Linked DNA regions of Homo sapiens: region 1 is linked to region 2. Evidence: chromatin contacts called from ENCODE Hi-C or POLR2A ChIA-PET data. All regions are on one chromosome and are shown on one strand. The core of a region is the stretch at or near the end of the contact, and the rest is flanking DNA. Distances in the headings are between cores, read along the strand shown. Region 1 overlaps DPF3 (double PHD fingers 3). Region 2 overlaps DPF3 (double PHD fingers 3).

The links. A loop is a pair of places that touch in the nucleus more often than their neighbours do. ChIA-PET counts read pairs that join two places held with the same protein, here RNA polymerase II (POLR2A). Pooled maps may share reads with other maps.
Region 1: a loop to region 2 is called in a map of PC-3, with 5 times the contacts of the local background. The contact joins two enhancer-like sites. A Hi-C loop is called at or near these places in 4 of 168 maps with a recorded cell type or tissue (PC-3, ascending aorta, mesothelial cell of epicardium and 1 more) and 4 of 50 pooled maps. POLR2A ChIA-PET finds 5 or more read pairs at or near these places in 2 of 52 experiments (A673 and WTC11).

What each region holds. Positions count from the first base shown.
Region 1 is chr14:72,799,888-72,804,581 of GRCh38, forward strand. All of the region lies in intron 1 of DPF3 (double PHD fingers 3), which reads right to left. Among named protein-coding and RNA genes, the nearest start is that of DPF3, 92 kb to the right of the region's middle. Within about 2 kb of position 1,609, at least 6 of the 41 ENCODE cell types and tissues checked have a DNase peak (open chromatin) inside an H3K27ac peak, as active enhancers do; they include PC-3, where a contact is called at or near this core.
Region 2 is chr14:72,744,443-72,749,088 of GRCh38, forward strand. All of the region lies in intron 3 of DPF3 (double PHD fingers 3), which reads right to left. Among named protein-coding and RNA genes, the nearest start is that of DPF3, 150 kb to the right of the region's middle. Within about 2 kb of position 1,694, at least 5 of the 41 ENCODE cell types and tissues checked have a DNase peak (open chromatin) inside an H3K27ac peak, as active enhancers do; they include PC-3, where a contact is called at or near this core.

The DNA of each region.
Region 1 (4,694 bases), core at 359-2,858, 55 kb after region 2:
GAGATGAAGGAGAGATGGAGGGAGTCAAGAGGACCTTGCTGAGCCCCTAGACCGAGTCACGAGTGAAGAAGATACACTCACGAGCTGTTAGTTACATGAGCCCACACATTCCTCTGTGTGCTTAAGCACTATGAGTTGAGTTTCTTGCCATTTGCAACCTTAAAAAGCCCTGCCTGATGCACATCCCACCATTTGATGTTACCAACAGACTCTAATAAGGCTGAGGAAGAACCCAGGGGCCCCATCCAAATACCTCTAGGCTGCTTGAACTCAAATGCTTTTGAAATAAGGATGGTTCACTGTGGCTGTCAGATGCCACACATCAAACCTGAAAGGAAATTCTAGCCAGGGAATGCTACAGATGGCAGCTCACCACGGCCCCCACCACTCCTTATTGTCTTTGTCAAGCCCATTTCCTCATTTACTTTACCTGCCTGGTCCCTTTAAATACATAAGTTTACCATCCCTTATTAGATGGATAAATAGATAAATGGATGGATGGATGGATGGATGGATGGATGGATGGATGGATGGACGGACACATGGATGGATGCATGGATGCATGGATGGATGGATGGACACATGGATGCATGGATGCTTGGATGGATGGATGGATGCATGGATGGATGGATGGTTGCATGGATGGATGGATGCACAGATGGATGTATGGATGCATGGATGCATGCATGCATGGATGGATGGATGTGTGCATGAATGAATGCATGCATGCACAGATGGATGCATGGATGCACAGATGGATGCATGGATGGATGCATGGATGAACGGATGCATGGATGGATGCATGAATGGACGGATGCATGGAGGAATGGATGGATGGATAGATGCATGGGTGGATGCATGGATGGGTGCATGGGTGGATGCATGAGTGGATGCATGGGTGGATGCAGGGATGGATGCATAGATGGATAGGCAGACAAGCAAGCAGTTATGTAGTTGCAAGTTGAACCTACACACAAATAGGCATGATACAACTAAAGAATTAAAACGGCAGCCCACTGCAGTCAGGGGGCCATCTGACAATATAGGAAAGGAGATAACTATAGGCTTACTTCTGTATGGTTTTGGGTGTCTGGAATAACGGGAGATGACTCTCTGGGTAGCACTCACCCTGTAGTTGTGCTCCTCCCTCTCAAGCCACAGTGGTTAACACCACCTTACCAATAGTGCAGTACAAAGAGAAGCCAGTCCTGGCATTCACAGGTAGCTGTGAAAAGCTGGCCCTAAAAGGCAGTCTCGCTCAATCCCCAGCATCTACTTGGATCTGGGCAGGCAGCCACAGAAACAGAAGAAGCTACAGAGGATGCAGGCACTGGGTTTTGGTGTCTGGACATGGAAGAATTGCAGGCCAATATCCACAAATGTATCCGTGAGGCTCTGGTCTTGAAACAAGGATGTGAGGACCCCAGGATGGCTGGTGAGGGACACTAAGTGGCTCAAAGAACTGAGAAAAAAATAAAAACATAGCAGCAATAGAGACCAGAGTCCGAGCCAGGACAAGGCCTGTCCCTCAGCCACCTGGCTGAAGGCATCATCATGACCTCAAGGAGGTAACTGGTGAGTCATACAGAACCACACTGTGCACTCTTCACCATGGTTTATATGCTCACAGTTCAGGCAATTGCTTAGAAAACTGCATATCGTTCATGCCCCTATGAATCACTTTCCTCCTTTTGTTGTCTTTGTGAAGTCATCACAAAGTTCTGAGTGGAAGAATTCTTCCAGGGACTGCCAAGGAGTGACACTGTAGCCAGGTGGGTTCAGCTCTCACTTTGCTCAGGATATGGGTGTCCAGTGGCGACAGATCAGGAAAATAGCCCCATACTAAATGGTGCCTGGACAAGGCCCATACACACTTGGATATGCTGTCCTGAACACAAGGCACAAGACACAACACGGGAGGACCTTTCATCTCATGTCTCTTACAGCCAGGGACTGAAGGTGTAGGACAGTAGGAGAAAATAGAGTTTCACATAAAACACCCCAAGGACATCAAAGAAGGCTAGCTGCCAAGAGGTAGGAAGAACTAGATTCTTAGGGACTTATCCTTGGGGATTGATACCACCCCTGCCAGGCATCCACCTTTGGGGTGACTCAGAGCCAAGAAAACAAAGGCATGGGATAAGCCATGGAAAACAAATTCCTGCTGAGTAGCAAAGAGAGTGGCACCAACAAGTGGCACCATGTGAGTGACAAGAGCAAGCAAATGCTCACACAGGGACAGCTGGGTGTGCAGGGCCATCACAGCTCCCCCTACCCCCACCACCTGAACACTACGAGACAAATGGGACTCCTGGTTTCTGCCCTCAACATGCTTATATTTGAGAGAGGCCACAGGACCAGCGAGTGCAGAGTCATGGCGAACTGTACACAACCTGGAGTCAGGAGACCCATGTTCTCACCCTGTTCTGTTGCCTCGGGGGCCCTGAAGCCCATCGCTAAGTGTTTTGGGCTCCAGTTTGCTCATCTGTCAAGAGAGAACCCTTCACACAGCTCCTAAGTGCTGTGAGTCCCTGTCTCTCAGACTGGCTAATCTCCAAGGGCCTGCCAGGTCCCACATGCATGCTCTTGAGAGTCACATAGATATCAAAGCTCAAAATTAGCTCCTGGGAGTGGGAGCAAAGCTTCTGAGCCCCCAGCCCCTCCTGTGAGCACATACCTCAAGGCACATGCCCCCAACAGCCCAGAACTGACACATTTTTGATAGTTCCTGAGTACATGGATTTCCAGCCCTGGAAATGTTTGTTTTAACTTACCAGGAGAAAAGAATTTGGATTCTTTTTTAAATATACACAAAGGGAATACATTTGTATATTTTCAGATACAAAGTGGATGGGAAGCAAGGCTAAAGACTGTTCTTTTCCCTTAGCTCATGTGAGTGCTATTCCTCACGGTGAATTCTCCAAAGACCATGAATGGCAGAGATCTTTGATCTCCCTTCTAGCCTGTCTCGATGTGATAGCCTGGACATGGGCAGCTATCACGCCACCCTTCAGAACCTCAGCACTTCAATGACCACATCCTGCCATCATCACCCCCATGGAGGTCCAGGGCCCCTGCCCCACTGCCTACCTCTCCACCTGTGCCCACCTCTCCACCTACCCGCCCCTTGTCACATTGACAGATAAAATACAGGACTCCCAGTTAAATGCAAGTGTCAGATGGAGAACAAATAATATTTTAGTATAACATGTGCCTTCCTAGGCAGCACAACTGAAGCAGGCCCCTTCCAAGGATAGAAAAGTCCTCCTCTCTTCCTAAGTTTGTGTCCATAGAATCTCATCCAGTGGCCTTTCTGTCCCCTGGCTTCAAATGAAACCTGCCACTGCCTCTCTCTCAGGGTGAAGTGTGAAGACCGTGGCTTCCAAGGCCAATAGGCATGGAGGTAGTCATCCCATTCAGACGCCAATGGTTCTTAGTCAAAAAAGCTGCTTATGGCTGGAGTCAAAAACATGTCTAAGCGTGACTATCAGCCCCAGTGCAGAAGAGTCTGGGGAGAGGGAGAAACAAGAAACAGATATTACCACAAAACACTCCAAGGGAAATCTCACTACAAAAAAAGAGGTTGTTGCCTGGTGATGGCTGGCAATGGGCCATGAAAACCTAGTTCTGATTTTTAGATACAAGACACAAGCCCAACGTGTCACCCAGCCTGGATCCCATAGAGGTCACATGGACAAAACAGTACTTGAAGATCTTTGACCTGCCTAGGTGGGCAACTGGAGTGGAAGCTCCACAAGGGTATGAATGCTGTCTTTTGTTTTCCTCATCTCTATGGACTAGTCCATCTAGTCCAGGACTAGCCTCAGAGTGAGCATCCGATGATCGTAGGAAGACTGAATGAATGCGTGAACACATGAATGAATGCCTACATTCTCCAATATGTCCCAGAAAGTGTCAAGAGCTTTGTAACGCAAAAGGCTCTGAACAACTCAAATAAGAAACACAAACATGTGCAGTGAAAGGGCTAGGCCTGGATGGCCTGTGAGGTCATTGGCAATGTGGTGAGCCCTTGAGCCTGTCATACACAGGCAAATAACTTCACTGAAAGAATTTTAAACGCTACCTCCAACACCCTAGCTCAGCATCTATGGTTGAAGCCACCATGCCCAGTCATGGTGATAACCCCAGAAGGGAAGGGTGCAGAGACGCCAAGAAACAAGAACTTGGAGAGGACAATGAGGACCAAATGACTGGGGAAATAAGGGATGAGTGGGTAGGAATCCAAAGAACAGAATAGGAAAAATAACTCAAGATCCAGCACTGCTTTCCAGGACACACACACACACACACACACACACACACACACACACACACACGCAGACAAAGATTCCCCCCTTCCAGATCCACACTGCGTGCCTCCTGCCAGCCCCATCCCATCATCCTGTGACAGTGCTTCTTTGTGGAATAGAACAATAGGTACATTATGCCAACCTATAATTATCCTAGGAGAAGCGATGGCGAAGTCAAGGCATTATGTGAACACTGGAATACTGGATACCACCCCACCAGGAGCAAACAACAACAAAAACAACAACAATCCACAAAATCTCTAACGCAGATAAAGACTGAAAGCTGCCTAAGCCAGTGCCCTTTCACATTCATATGAGGGTGGGATTTTTTCCTTTTCACATGATTATTTAAGCACAAGGCCTTCTTTCATGGAATTGATAGAG
Region 2 (4,646 bases), core at 444-2,943:
TTTGTATTTTTTGTAGAGACAGGTTCTTGCCATGTCACCCAGGCCCAGCTCCCCACTTTCCAGCCTGAAAGGTCCACTCATCCCACATGAGCAAAGTGCTTCGGGGGACTGAATCAGAAAAGGATGGTTCTGTGGCACTGTCCTCAGATCTTCTCCAACAGCCCTCAAGATTCTTGAACGTGCACCCCCCACTCTTTGCCCTGACCTGGTTTCCTGACACAGCTCCGCAGACCTGAGCTCAGAGAAAACTCTGACCCTCGTTACCCCTGGACTTCGTTGCTGAAACCTGCCCATCACTGCTGGACTCAGGCAGGGACAGAAAGGAATACAGGAGGGACAAGCTGAATGTTGGCATAAATTTTTTGTGACATCTCCTCACTGTCCATAGGAGAGTCTGACGTGGAAAGAAACTCATGCCTTGAGACAATTCTGCTCCAGGCCAGTGGCCCCTCAGTCTCTTGAAGAGCAGGCAGACTATTCTCCCTCTTCCCGGAGGAGATGAGGACATGTCAGGGTGTGCTGACGGCAGAACCCAGGTGGGCTTCAACAGTACTAGGCAAAACTAGATTCCTGAGCATCCTCTGTCAAGGGGAGGTCACACCAGGAGGCTGGGAGGGAAGATGAGGAAAAGACAGGCATCCTCAGGGGGTGGGTGTGGAGGGGCACCATGGGTGGGTGGGTTGGTTGGTTGGGTTCTTTCCAACATAACTCAGCCTTCCAGTTTCCATAAATTTAAAGAGATGCAACCCAGGATGGACAAATTATCGTTCTTCAGCAAGTTTTGCCCAGAGGATTATATACAATGTTGTACAATTTGCTTTTTGTTGTGCAATTTGTTTTTTTTCGCCACTTAGCAATATATCTTTAACATCTCTCCATATTTTTTTTACTCATTCTTTTAAAGGACAAAATAATATTCCATTCATAGAATATACAAGTACTATATATTTAACTAGTCCTCATCAATGGATCTTCTGGAAGTTTCCATTCTTTGTTGTTATTACAAACCATGCCACAATAAAAAATATATACCCAATATATATTATATGCATATATTCATTTATAGAATAAGTTCCTAGCAATAGAATGTCTAGGTCAAAGAGCATGTGTGTTTTAAATACTGGTAGGTACTATTCATTGTACCTCAAAAAGGTCATACCAATTCCGTTGCAATGTGTAAAAAAGAGCCTCTCCCTCCATCTCCATCTCTGTTTCCCTCACCTGCTCCCCTCTCCTTGGGAAGGTCAGCCTCAGTCCACCCAGCTAATGATCCTCACCTCCTAGGAATTTGCAGCAAATTCTCCAGAGACTCTGGCCAATGACTCTATCCTGAGTCACGCGCGAAGTATCAGCCAAAAAACTGAGCTCTCCTTGAGCCCAAATCAAATGGAATAAAAATAAGAGATAGTTATTTTAAAATACTGTCCGAGTTAGCCCTGTTAACCCTCCTGAGGGAGGACATACCCCCAAAAAAGGGAGGAGTCCTCTCAAGTGGAAACTGCATTTTATGAATGATGAGGGCAGAGCCTCTGGAAGTTGGGCAGGTTGTGCCCTCAAAGGGACCCCCACCAGGTGCACAGAAGAGGGGCTGAGATCTAGCTCGTGCTCTACTAACCCACCAGAAAGGGCATCATACGTTTTGTAAACGTCCACCCCCCAGGGGGCACCACCCTCCACTTTTGCACAAACAAAACCATATGTGCTAGTCAAGGCCCTGGATGAAGTCACTCTTCTGAAATTTTGGCCTGTGCAAAAAATTCAAATGCAAACTTGCATCACCTCTGGGAAGACAGTGGGTACATTTCTTTGGCTGCGCTGTTTCTCATTCTCTAGATGGGCCCTGGCTGCTTGGAGGTACCAGGCTGAGGCTCGTTACCACTGACTCCAGGGCACTCCGACGGCCTCTTCATTCACCACCCGCAGCTGCAGGCTGGCATGGTGGTACATTCTGGGAGCCAGGTGCAGCCCCGGCTGTTCAGACTCAGAAGAGGATTGGGAAATGACAAGCATCTGCCCTAGGGTTTGTGGGGGTTGTTTCTGTGTTTTTAGCAGGCCTAGTAGTAGGTCTGTTTACCCAAAGAGGGGAACAAGTTCCTCTGAGAAGGTGCTCTGCCATGTGACAGTCACGCATTCCAGCCCCGGCTGTTCATTGCTTCTCAGCATCTGGGGGCTGGTGTGGAGGAATAAGCCTGCCTTGGGGGAACCCAACTTTTCCCCCGAGGGCGGATAATTGCAAAGGCCAGCACCTGTCTCTGCAGATGGGGTCCTTCCCCGGGACCCTGCCCATCCCTGGGGTGGACTTTCACCACTGGAAACCTGGTCTAGCCACTTCTGCCTCATGCTTGGGCAGAGGCTGAAGAAGCCTCTCAAATGATCACAGATACAAGACGCCATGTGCAGGTGGGGACTTGGCTATGGCAAACCGCTAGCCCTAGGTTCTTCCTTTCCCTTCCCCTCACATGTTACGGCAGGCCCGACAACGGGGCATGGCCAAAGCAGGCTGTGAACTCAGCTGCTCCACGTTCACCCACAGGCCAGGCATAAACACTGGCAGGCCCGTGTGCCCAAAGTAAATGTTTTTAGGCAGAAGGCACAAACACTCAAGAAATAGCTGCCTGCCTCAGTCCCACCAACATGGGCTCCTCAGATACATGAGCAGCACAACAAATTCTTCTTGGCTCTGTCCACAGTCTGATTTCTCTCACCTCTAAAATGGGCTCACAACCCTCTTACCTCTTCCTTCCCTCTCTACCTTCCAGGGCTATGGTAGGGACCAAGGAGCTGACATGAAAGAAAATGCTGCATGAACTACAGCATGCTCTTCGGACTCTGGTTATGATGATGATGATTAACCAGAGTGTCCCATCCCCTGGGTGGCAGCAATTGGTTGTGGGGGGGTAATAACCCCAGCCAGCTAATCTGTCCTTCCTAGGTCTTCTCTGCCACAGCTGTTGAGGGTGACTGCCTTTCTGCTGGGTGTGGTATGTGCTGAGACTGGAGCTGCTGGCAGCCCCCTCACTTACCCTATGAGGAGAAGAGAGTGTTAAAGGTACAGAGAGACTGGCTGGGTGTGATGGCTGATCCCTATAATCCCAGCATTTTGGGAGGCCCGAGGCAGGAGGATTGCTTGAGGCCAGGAGTTTGCAACCAGGCTGGGCAACATAGTGAGACCCCCGTCTCTACAAAAAAAAAAAAAAAAATAGCTAGGTGATATGGTTTGGCTCTGTGTCCCCATCCAAATCTCATCTTGTAGCTCCCATAATTCCCACGTGGGAGGGACCCAGTGGGAGATGATCAAATCATGGGGGAGGGTCTTTCCCATGCTGTTCTTATGATAGTGAATGGGTCTCACGAGATCTGATGGTTTTAAAAACAAGAATTTCTCTGCACAAGCTCTCTCTTTGACTCCTGCCATCCATGTAAGATGTGGCTTGCTCCTCTTTGTCTCCCCAGCCATGTGGAACTGTAAGTCCAATAAACCAGTTTCTTTTGTAAATTGCCCAGTCTCAAGTATGTGTTTATCAGCAGTGTGAAAACAGACTAATGCAGTAAATTGGTACCAGTAGAGTGGGGCATTGCTGAAAAGATACCCGAAAATATGGAAGCAACTTTGCAACTGGGTAACAGGCAGAGGTTGGAAAAGTTTGGACGGCTCAGAAGAAGACAGCGAAATGTGGGAAAGTTTGGAACTTCCTAGAGACTTGTTGAATGACTTTGCCCCAAATGCTGATAGTGATATGGACAATAAAGTCCAGGTTAGGGTGGTCCCAGATGGAGATGAAAAATTTGTTGGGAACTAGAGCAAAGGTGACTCTTGTTACATTTTACCAAAGAGAATGGGGGCATTTTGCCCCTGCCCTAGAGATTTGTGGAATGTTGAACTTGAGAGAGATGATTTAGGGTATCTGGTGGAAAAAATTTCTAAGCAGCAAAGCATTCAAGAAGTGACTTGGGTGCTGTTAAAGGCATTCAGTTTTATAAGGGAAGCAGAGCATAACAGTTTGGAAAATTTGCAGCCTGACAATGAAATAGAAAAAAAAAATCCATTTTCTGAGGAGAAATTCAAGCTGGCTACAGAAATTTGCATAAGTAATGAGGAGCCCAATATTAATCCCCAAGACAAAGGGGAAAATGTCTCCAGGGCATGTCAAGGGTCTTCACGGCAGCCCCTCCCATCACAGGCCTGGAGGTTTAGGAGAAAGAAATGGTTGTGTGAGCCAGGCTCAGGGTCCTTCTGTTATGTGCAGCCTAGGGACTTGGTGTCCTGTGTCCCAGCTGCTCCAGCTGTGGCTGAAAGGGGCCAACATAGAGCTCAGGCTGTGGCTTCAGAGGGTGCAAGCCTCAAGCCTTGACAAATTCCATGTGGTGTTGAGCCTGTGAGTACACAGAAGTCAAGAACTGAAGTTTGGAAACCTCTGCCTAGATTTCAGAAGATGTATGGAAATGCCTGGATACCCAGGCAGAAGTTTTCTGTAGGGGTGAGGTCCTCATGGAGAACCTCTGCTAGGCAGTGTGAAAGGGAAATGTCGGGTGGGAGCCCCCACACAGAGTCCCACCTGGGGCACCACCTAGCGGAGCTGTGAGAAGAGGGCCACCATCTTCCAGATCCCAGAATGGTAGATCCACTGACGGCTTGCACCTTGCAC